2 separate regions of the Homo sapiens genome follow, and region 2 is linked to region 1. The links are chromatin contacts, found by Hi-C or POLR2A ChIA-PET in ENCODE. All regions are on one chromosome and are shown on one strand. Each heading gives the region's core, a stretch centred on a gene start or an enhancer-like site at or near the end of the contact. The rest is flanking DNA. Distances are from core to core; before and after follow the strand shown. Region 1 holds the start of CAMKK2 (calcium/calmodulin dependent protein kinase kinase 2). Region 2 overlaps HPD (4-hydroxyphenylpyruvate dioxygenase).

Region 1 (4,033 bases), core at 149-2,648:
GGATCACGAGGTCAGGAATTCAAGATTAGCCTGGACAACATGGTGAAACCCCATCTCTACGAAAAATACAAAAATTAGCCAAGTATGGTGGCCGGCGCCTGTAATCCCAGCTACTCGGGAGACTGAGGCAGAGAACTGCTTGAACCTGGGAGGCAGAGGTTGCAGTGATCCGAGATCGCGTCACTGCACTCCAGCGTGGGCGACAGAGCGAGACTCCGTTTCAGAAAAGAAAAAAAAAAAAAAAAAAAAGGGAGTCGGGGTGGAGCTCTCATTGGCTCGTTGCATGTGAGTGTCCCTACGGCCTAGAAATACAAGAGAAGCACATCGGAACGGGCTGGAAATCCACCCAGTTAACTAGAGGGCTTTGAACCTTTTATTAACTTGGAGGTTGACTCTCCTGTCAACTCGATTCCCTTTTGGCTGTTTGGCAGGGTCAGTGAGACATCCCCTGGGTCGCTCGACCCCGTAGGACGGTTCAGGGAGCCCTCCAGGTCTTCGTTTCTCCTCTTCCCCGCACAGTGCTGTTATCCAGCTGGGGGATCCAACGCACACTTAAGGCTCCAGCAAAGTAAGTGCCAAAAAGGGGAGAATGGGAAGAATATGCTGTATTTCACAAAAAGCATCTAAGTAGCCATCTGGAAAAGCCAGAATGAACTTCAATGGTGCATCCAGGTGGGCTGGGGATGGGAGAGGAACGCCTTCCCCCAGCCTTTAGGGCCGGCCCTGAGCAAGTGGTCAGTCGGCAGGCAGCTGCGGAAGGGGGCTCCCCCGAGTCGGTGGTGGCCCAAAGTCCAGGCCGCATCCACCGCCCGGCGCCTAGCGCAGGGGCAGCAGCCGGGTCGCCACAGGAGGGGCCCCGGGTGTTCTTGCCGGCTTGGGGGAACTTTCCCAGGGTCAGCCCGGAGGCGCCCTGCAGCCCCGGCATTTGGCTAAACAAAGCAAGCGCTGCCGGCGCGGCCCGCCCGAGGGCGCCGCGGGAAGAACCTGGGCAGGTGCGCGCCGCGGGCGAGCGGGTACAAAGTTGCGGCGCCACCTCCTGCGCTCCGCGCCCCTCCAGGCTCTCCTCCCAGCCGCCTCCGATCCTCCCGGCCGGGCCTCTCTTCCCCCGTTCTTCGCCTCCTCCCTTTCTGCTCCTTGCCCTTCGCCTCTTCGCTACTTTCGTCTTTGCAGGCTCCCGCCTCCCCACCCCTCCCCGGCGCAGGGCCGAGCCGGCGGGGGCGCGCAGGGGGCGGTGCGCGGCGGGCGCGGGCGGTTCCGCTTTCGGGTTTCCCGCCGCCGTGGCCAATCCCCGCGCTGCCCGGGGCGGCGACGCGCCCAAGCCGAGCCGGGCGGCTCCTCCCGCCCCCGCCCCCCGCGCGCCCGCCGCCCGGGCGGAGGAGAGGAGCGCGCGGCCGCGCAGAGCAAGCTGAGCCGAGCCGAGCCGAGCTGGGGGCGCAGAGCGCGGGAGGCGGCGGCGGCGCGGAGCCCAGGTGAGCTGGCGGTAGCCGGGCCCGGGGCAAGGGACGCAGCCGCCGCGGCCCCGGGCGCCCGCTCCGTTTCCCTCTCGAGGCGGGGGACCGCCGCCGGCATGGCACACAAAGCCCGGAGGCTGGCCTGGGGCTCCCAACACGGAGGGACCCCACGTGCGCCTCCCCACGCCCCGCCACGTGGAGGGACACGGTCCCCGACAGCCCTTCCCCCGCGTCCTCTGGGCGCCCTGGGCCTCGGGATGGCCTCCTCGGCTGGGCCGCGCCCTGTCCGGGTGGCAGGGGCGGTCCTGGAGTTTGGAACCGGGGTCACCGGGGGCCGGGTCCGTCAGGGTTCGTGGAGGCGGCCTAGGCCCAGCCCCTCGCGTTTGACAGGTGGGGAAATCTGGAGCGTTCCGGGGAAGAGAGGACCAGCGGACTTGGAGCACCCCCACCCCGCAGCCTGCCTGTCTCGGGGCAAACCCAGGCCCTGGTGGCTTGGACACCAGGTGGCAGGACCCTAGGCCAGCAGTTGTGGGGACCTAGGGGACCTTTGGCTGTCTTCGGTCTGCCCTTTGACCACCCCCACCGCACCTCTTCTCTCAGCCGGAGCCTCACAGGCTTGGTCCTTCTGACCTAAATTCACCTCGGGGTTGCAGTATGCTGTGAATGCGGAGAGGCGTCCGCCTGACTCTCAGGGACACTGGACCCAGCCCCTCTCAGCATTGGGGCTCTGTGCCTGGGGTGCCACCCGACCCAGCCTTGAGCTTTTCCTGGCTTTCCCCCAGCCCCTGCACTGCCTAGCTGGGGAAGTGGGTGCTTTCACAGCTCTGCCAGCCTGCCCTCCTGGCCACTCTCACTTAGTGCTGGACAGGATGCAGCTCAGCCCCTCCGATCTCCCCGAGAAGGCTGAGCTTTGGGGAGGGCGTCTCAGTGCTATCAGCAAGAGAGGGATACCTGGCCTCCGGATGGGACCTGCAGCGTCCATCTCCCTACAGGCTACTTTTACCTTCCCCAGCCTGGTGTTTGGAGTCTCCACGCAGGGGATAGAAACTTCAGGTGCCCTAGAGCTGTGCTGCCATTTACCACTCCCCCTCCCCTAGCTCTGCCCCCAGAGGAGAGAGAAGAGGATGGCTTTATGTCCCCATAAGCTCCTTTGTTCCTTGGAGGAGGCGGGGGCTGCAACAAGGGGAGGGCTTTGGGGGAGTTAGCCACCCTCTTCCCTAATCACCCCACAAAAACATGCAGTTTCAGAATAAATAGTGTGCATGCCATGCAAATGCAGCTTTAGGGCAAGCCCCACATACCCCTTCCAGACTGCTGCTCATACACCCTTCCTATGGAGGAAGCAGGCATTGGTGACACACACCCTTCCTATGGAGGAAGCAGGCATTGGTGATGAGGACGCAAAACATATTTTTGTAATGAAGAGTAATAGCCATCATTTGATGAGCCCCTAACTTGGATAATAATAAGAATACTTATTTATTTATTTTGAGACGGAGTCTCTGTTGCCCAGGGTGGAGTGCAGTGGCACAATCTTGGCTCACTGCAACCTCCGCCTCCCGGGTTCAAGCGATTCTCATGCCTCAGCCTCTCCAGTAGCTGGGATTACAGGCGCCCACCACCATGCCTGGCTAATTTCTGTATTTTTAGTAGAGAAGGGGTTTCACCATGTTGGTCAGGCTGGTCTTGAACTCCTTACCTCAAGTGATCCGCCTACGTCAGTCTCCCAAGTGCTAGGATTACAGGCATGAGCTGCCACCTGGCCCTGGACAATAATAATAATAACAGTATTAAAAACTAACATCTATTGAGTTCTTGCTGCCTGCCAGATTCTGTGCTATGTGTTACATGCATTATCTCATTTAATGCCTACCAAATCCTACAACGTAGGGAATTTTAACCCCATAGTAGAGATTAGGAGACTGAGGTTTACAGAAATCCTGCAGTGTTGCTAGGATTTAGCCCCATTTTATAGAAGGGCTCAGAGAAGTTAAGTAACTTGCTCAGGGTCACACAGCCAGTGCAGGCATGTCAGGCCTTAGAACCTTTGTGCACCTGTTCAAGAGCAGAGACCCTGGCAAGGCTGCCCTGAGCTTCTTGAGGAGCCCAGGAGTTTGTTTTGTTTTGTTTATTCACTACATCAGTGTTTGCCGATGCAGCTCTATGCAGGGTCTGTAGTACTGCCCATCCTTAGATATGGCTAGTGGGCTGGTAGCTAAATATAGTCACTAATAACAATGCACTAGTTCTCATCCGGGGGTGGTCCCACCCTCCTGGCAGGGATTTGGGAAAGTGTGGGGGCGACTTTTGGTTGTCAAAATGATGCTAAGCACTCCTGGCTTTTAGTGGGCGGGAGTCAGGGATGCCTACTAAAGTGTCCTGTAGGCAGGCCAGGGCCACGACATAAAGAATCACCCTCCCCTGGCTGGGCGTGGTGGCTCACGCTTGTAATCCCAGCACTTTGGGAGGCCGAGGCAGGAGGATCACCTGAGGTCAGGAGTTCGAGACCAGCCTGGCCAACATGGTGAAACCCCATCTCTACTAAAAATACAAAAATTAGCTGGGCGTGGTGGCACACACCT
Region 2 (4,114 bases), core at 295-2,794, 540 kb before region 1:
AGACAGAGTCTTGCTCTGTTGCCCAGGCTGGAGAGCAGTGGCCGATCTTGGCTCACTGCAACCTCCACTTCCCGGGTTCAAGCGATTCTCCTGCCTCTGCCTCCTGAGTAGCTGGGATAACAGGCGTGTGCCACCATGCCCAGCCAATTTATTTTTATTTTTATTTTTAGTAGAGATGGGGTTTCACCATGTTGGCCAGGCTGGTCTCGAACTCCTGACCTCGGGTGATTCACTCACCTCAGCCTCCCAGAGTGCTGGGATTACAGGCGTGAGCCACCTTGCCCAGCCTAATTTTTGTATTTTTTTTTGTAGTGACTGGGTTTCCCCATGTTGGCCAGGCTGGTCTCGAACTGAGCTCAGGTGATCCACCTGCCTCGGCCTCCCAAAGTGAGCCACCATGCCTGGCCACCCCCTTTTTTTTTTTTAATCCGTATTTTAAGGAAGCAACACTATATGTTTAACTTTTTGAGAAGCTGCCAGACTGTTTTCCAAAGTGGTTGCACCATTTTACAGTCCCACCAGCAGTACATGAGGGTTCCGATTTCCACTGGAGGATTTTAAACAGGGGAATGACATGATCCGACTTTTAAAAGATCCCGCAGCAGGTCATGGTGGCTCACGCCTGTAATCCCAACACTTTGGGAGGTCGAGGTGGGTGGATCACCTGAGGTCAGGAGTTCGAGACCAGCCTGACCAATATCGTGAAACCCCGTCTTACTAAAAATACAAAAATTAGCCGGGCATGGTAGCCTGCGCCTGTAGTCCCAGCTACTCGGGAGGCTGAGACAGGAGAATCGCTTGAACCCGGAAGGCGGAGGTTTCAGTGAGCCAAGATTGCGCCACCGCACTCCAGCCTGGGTAACAGCGCAAGGCTCCGTCTCAAAAAAGAAAAAGAAAGTGTCCTGATAATGTCTGCGGGGAGGATGGATTGTAAGGATACAAGATTAGAAGCGGGCAGCAGTCTTGAATGGTGCCTTAGGAACTGTAGTAGGGGGATAGTAATAGGACAGTTTGGGGATATATTTGGAGGTGGCTGAACTGCCAGAAAAAGAGGTCATTTCCAGACTTTTGGGGTGCAGGAGCCCCTGTGGACTTTCCAAGGATCTCACCGTGCCAGCCTCCCCTAGCAGAGCCCCCTGTCTCCCGCCTAGGAGCTGAAAATCCTGGTGGACTACGACGAGAAAGGCTACCTCCTGCAGATCTTCACCAAACCGGTGCAGGACCGGCCCACGCTCTTCCTGGAAGTCATCCAGCGCCACAACCACCAGGTACTGCTTGTCCCCGGCAGGCCCGAGGGGACAGGCAGCTAGCACACTCGGTTTTCTGGGTCCTTGGCTCATCTCCTCTCTTTCCCGCCACAGGGTTTTGGAGCCGGCAACTTCAACTCACTGTTCAAGGCTTTCGAGGAGGAGCAGAACCTGCGGGGTAACCTCACCAACATGGAGACCAATGGGGTGGTGCCCGGCATGTAAGCCCCGCCCACCCCACGGAGGCCACAGCCACACAGCCACGCCCCCTGATTCTGGAACTCGCCCAACTTCCCTACTGGCTGCTCCCCTTGGGTCCCGCCCACCAGCGGACTCGGCCCCCAAGGCTCCGCCCACACTGACCACGCCCCTCGGCGGGGCCGCCCTCTGCTCCAGCCCTCCCGATTAAAGCGTGCCCCGGTCCAATACTGTGTCTGTGTTTGTGTTGCGCATAAGGCAGTAGTGCCTTATGGCAGCCAGGGGGAGGCCAGGGCGGCCGCCAGCGCCGCGGGACCGAGGAGCTGCGGGTGCCAGCGCTTTGCCAGCGGGACCACGCGGAGAGGGGAATTCTGGAACCAGGGAAGGAAGGGGACTTGCTCTGGAGGGAAAGACGGATGACACTGCTTTTGTAGAGAGATAAACGCGATTCAGACAATAAAGCAAGCGATGAGCCGGGCGTGGTGGCTCACACCTGTAATTTCAGCGCTTTGGGAGGCAGAGGTGGGAGGATCGCTTGAGGCCAGGAGTTCGAGCCCAGCCCGGTAACATAGCAAGACCCCGACCCCCCTGCGTCTACACAAATAACAAATAAAAATTAGCCTGGCGTAGTGGCGCACACCTGTGGTCCCAGCTACTCAGGAGGCTGAGGTGGGAGGATCGATTGATGGACAGAGGTCTAAGCTGCAGCGAGCCCTGATCCTGACACTGCACTCCAGCCTGGGCAAGAGTGAGACCCTGTCTCAAAAAAAAAAAAGGCAGTTGATGAGAATATGTGGAAGCGAAGATCGCAGGGGAGCTAATTTTGATAACGGAAGACCTCTCCGAGAAGGTGACATTTGGGAGCCAGCCATGGGACCATGCTCGGGAAAAGGATTCCAGGAAGAGCGAACGGAGAAAGGCCCTGAGGTGGGGTCAGAGTTTGGCAGCATCTTGTCTGCCGGCTTGATGATCTCTTTTTGTTGTTGTTGAGACGGAGTTTCGCTCTGTCCCCCAGGCTGGAGTGCAGTGGTGCGATCTCGGCTCACTGCAAGCTCCGCCTCCCGGGTTCACGCCATTCTCCTGCCTCAGCCTCCCGAGTAGCTGGGACTACAGGCGCCCGCCACCACGCCCGGCTAATTTTTTGTATTTTTAGCAGAGACGGAGTTTCACCTTGTTAGCCAGGATGGTCTCGGCCTCCCAAAGTGCTGGGATTACAGGCGTGAGCCACCGCGCCCGGCCGATGATCTCTAAAGATGAGCTGTCTTCAGTTTTGCTACCCAGAGCCCAAACCTCTGAACACAGGAGAGGGGAGAGTGTTAGACAAGGGACTCTAGGGGCAGCATCCCTGCTCATCAACTGTAGGATATGGTCCCTTGGTTCCTGGTCTCAGAGATAAAGCAGGTAGGAGGGGCCTGGTATCCCAGTCCCTGCCCTCAGCAGGGCAGTGCCCATGACCACCCACGCAGCTGCACTGCCCCAGCCTTGCCCGCAGTGAGGACTTCTTTTGGAAAGGGGCTTGTTCATACTCATAGAAGAGTGAGTGATCCTTGCAAAAGAATGAGGCAGCTGGGTCCTAAAACCCTAGGAAGGAGATTCTTTCTTCAAAACCAGGTAAGAGTTGGTGGTGGGCAAATTTGGCCTCTTTTTTTTTTCTTTTTCTCTCTTTTTTTTTTTTTTTTAGACAGAGTCTCACTCCATTGCTCAGGCTGGAGTGCAGTGGTGTGCTCTTGGCTTACTGCAACCTCCACCTTCTGAGCTCAGGTGATCCTCCTACCTCAGCCTCCCAAGTAGCTGGGACTATAGGCATGTGCCACCACGCCCAGCTAATTTTGTTTTTATTTTTCATGGAGATGGGATCTCACTATGTTGGCCAGTCTCGAATTCCTGGTCTCAGGTGATCCGCCCACCTCAGCCTTCCAAAGTGCTGGAATTATAGGAATGAGCCACTGTCTCTGGCCTCTTTCTGCTTCTAATGCTTGAGAACCCTCCGTGAGGATAAGTCAACTCAGAGCTAGGAGGCAGCAGAGCTCAATAGAAGAAAAAAATACTCTGAGTTGGTATAATGGTGGGAATTGGGGATTTTTTTCAGATTATAGAAGAAATCAGAGCTTCTGGGATCACGAACTTCAGAAATAAAGAGATCAGAGAGAACCCAAAGGATTCCGTGCAAAAAAAATACTCCCCCTCTATTCTCCTGTGACTTAATGTGAAGAAGGGAAATTGTATAACCCAGAAGGATGCAAACTAGTGGCTTACAGACCAAATGTGGCTCATAGACCTACTTCGTTTTGCCTGCATGGTTTCAAACAAATTTGAGTCAACATTTTAGAAAGTTGGGCACATATGGCCAGGTGCGGTAGCTCATGCCTGTAATCCCAGCACTTTGGGAGGCTGAGGCAGGTGGATCACTTGAGGTCAGGAGTTAGAGACCAGCCTGCCCAACAGGGTGAAACCTCGCCTCTACTAAAAATACAAAAATTAGCCGGGAATGGAGGAGGGTGCCTGTAATCCCAGCTACTCGGGAGGCTGAGGCAGGAGAATCCTTTGAACCTGGGAAGTGGAGCTTGCAGTGAGCCGAGATCACGCCTCTGCACTCTAGCCTGGGTGGCAGAGTGAGACTCCATCTCAAAAATAAATATTGGGAGGTCAAGGTGGGTGGATCACCTGAG

Evidence for each region. A loop is a pair of places that touch in the nucleus more often than their neighbours do. ChIA-PET counts read pairs that join two places held with the same protein, here RNA polymerase II (POLR2A). Pooled maps may share reads with other maps.
Region 2: a loop to region 1 is called in a map of CD8-positive, alpha-beta T cell, with 10 times the contacts of the local background. The contact joins the enhancer-like site here to the promoter of CAMKK2 in region 1. A Hi-C loop is called at or near these places in 1 of 168 maps with a recorded cell type or tissue (CD8-positive, alpha-beta T cell) and 8 of 50 pooled maps. POLR2A ChIA-PET finds 5 or more read pairs at or near these places in 2 of 52 experiments (activated T-cell and activated naive CD4-positive, alpha-beta T cell).

Annotation. Positions count from the first base shown.
Region 1 is chr12:121,294,074-121,298,106 of GRCh38, reverse strand. CAMKK2 (calcium/calmodulin dependent protein kinase kinase 2) reads left to right here and starts at 1,398. Exons shown (of 17, transcript NM_001270485.2): 1 at 1,398-1,469. RefSeq lists a silencer at 713-1,862.
Region 2 is chr12:121,837,086-121,841,199 of GRCh38, reverse strand. It overlaps HPD (4-hydroxyphenylpyruvate dioxygenase), which reads left to right. Exons shown (of 14, transcript NM_002150.3): 13 at 1,152-1,268; 14 at 1,362-1,673. The coding sequence ends at 1,472. Among named protein-coding and RNA genes, the nearest start is that of TIALD, 17 kb to the left of the region's middle. RefSeq lists enhancers at 341-1,010, 1,682-2,352 and a silencer at 1,520-1,719. Within about 2 kb of position 1,544, at least 16 of the 41 ENCODE cell types and tissues checked have a DNase peak (open chromatin) inside an H3K27ac peak, as active enhancers do.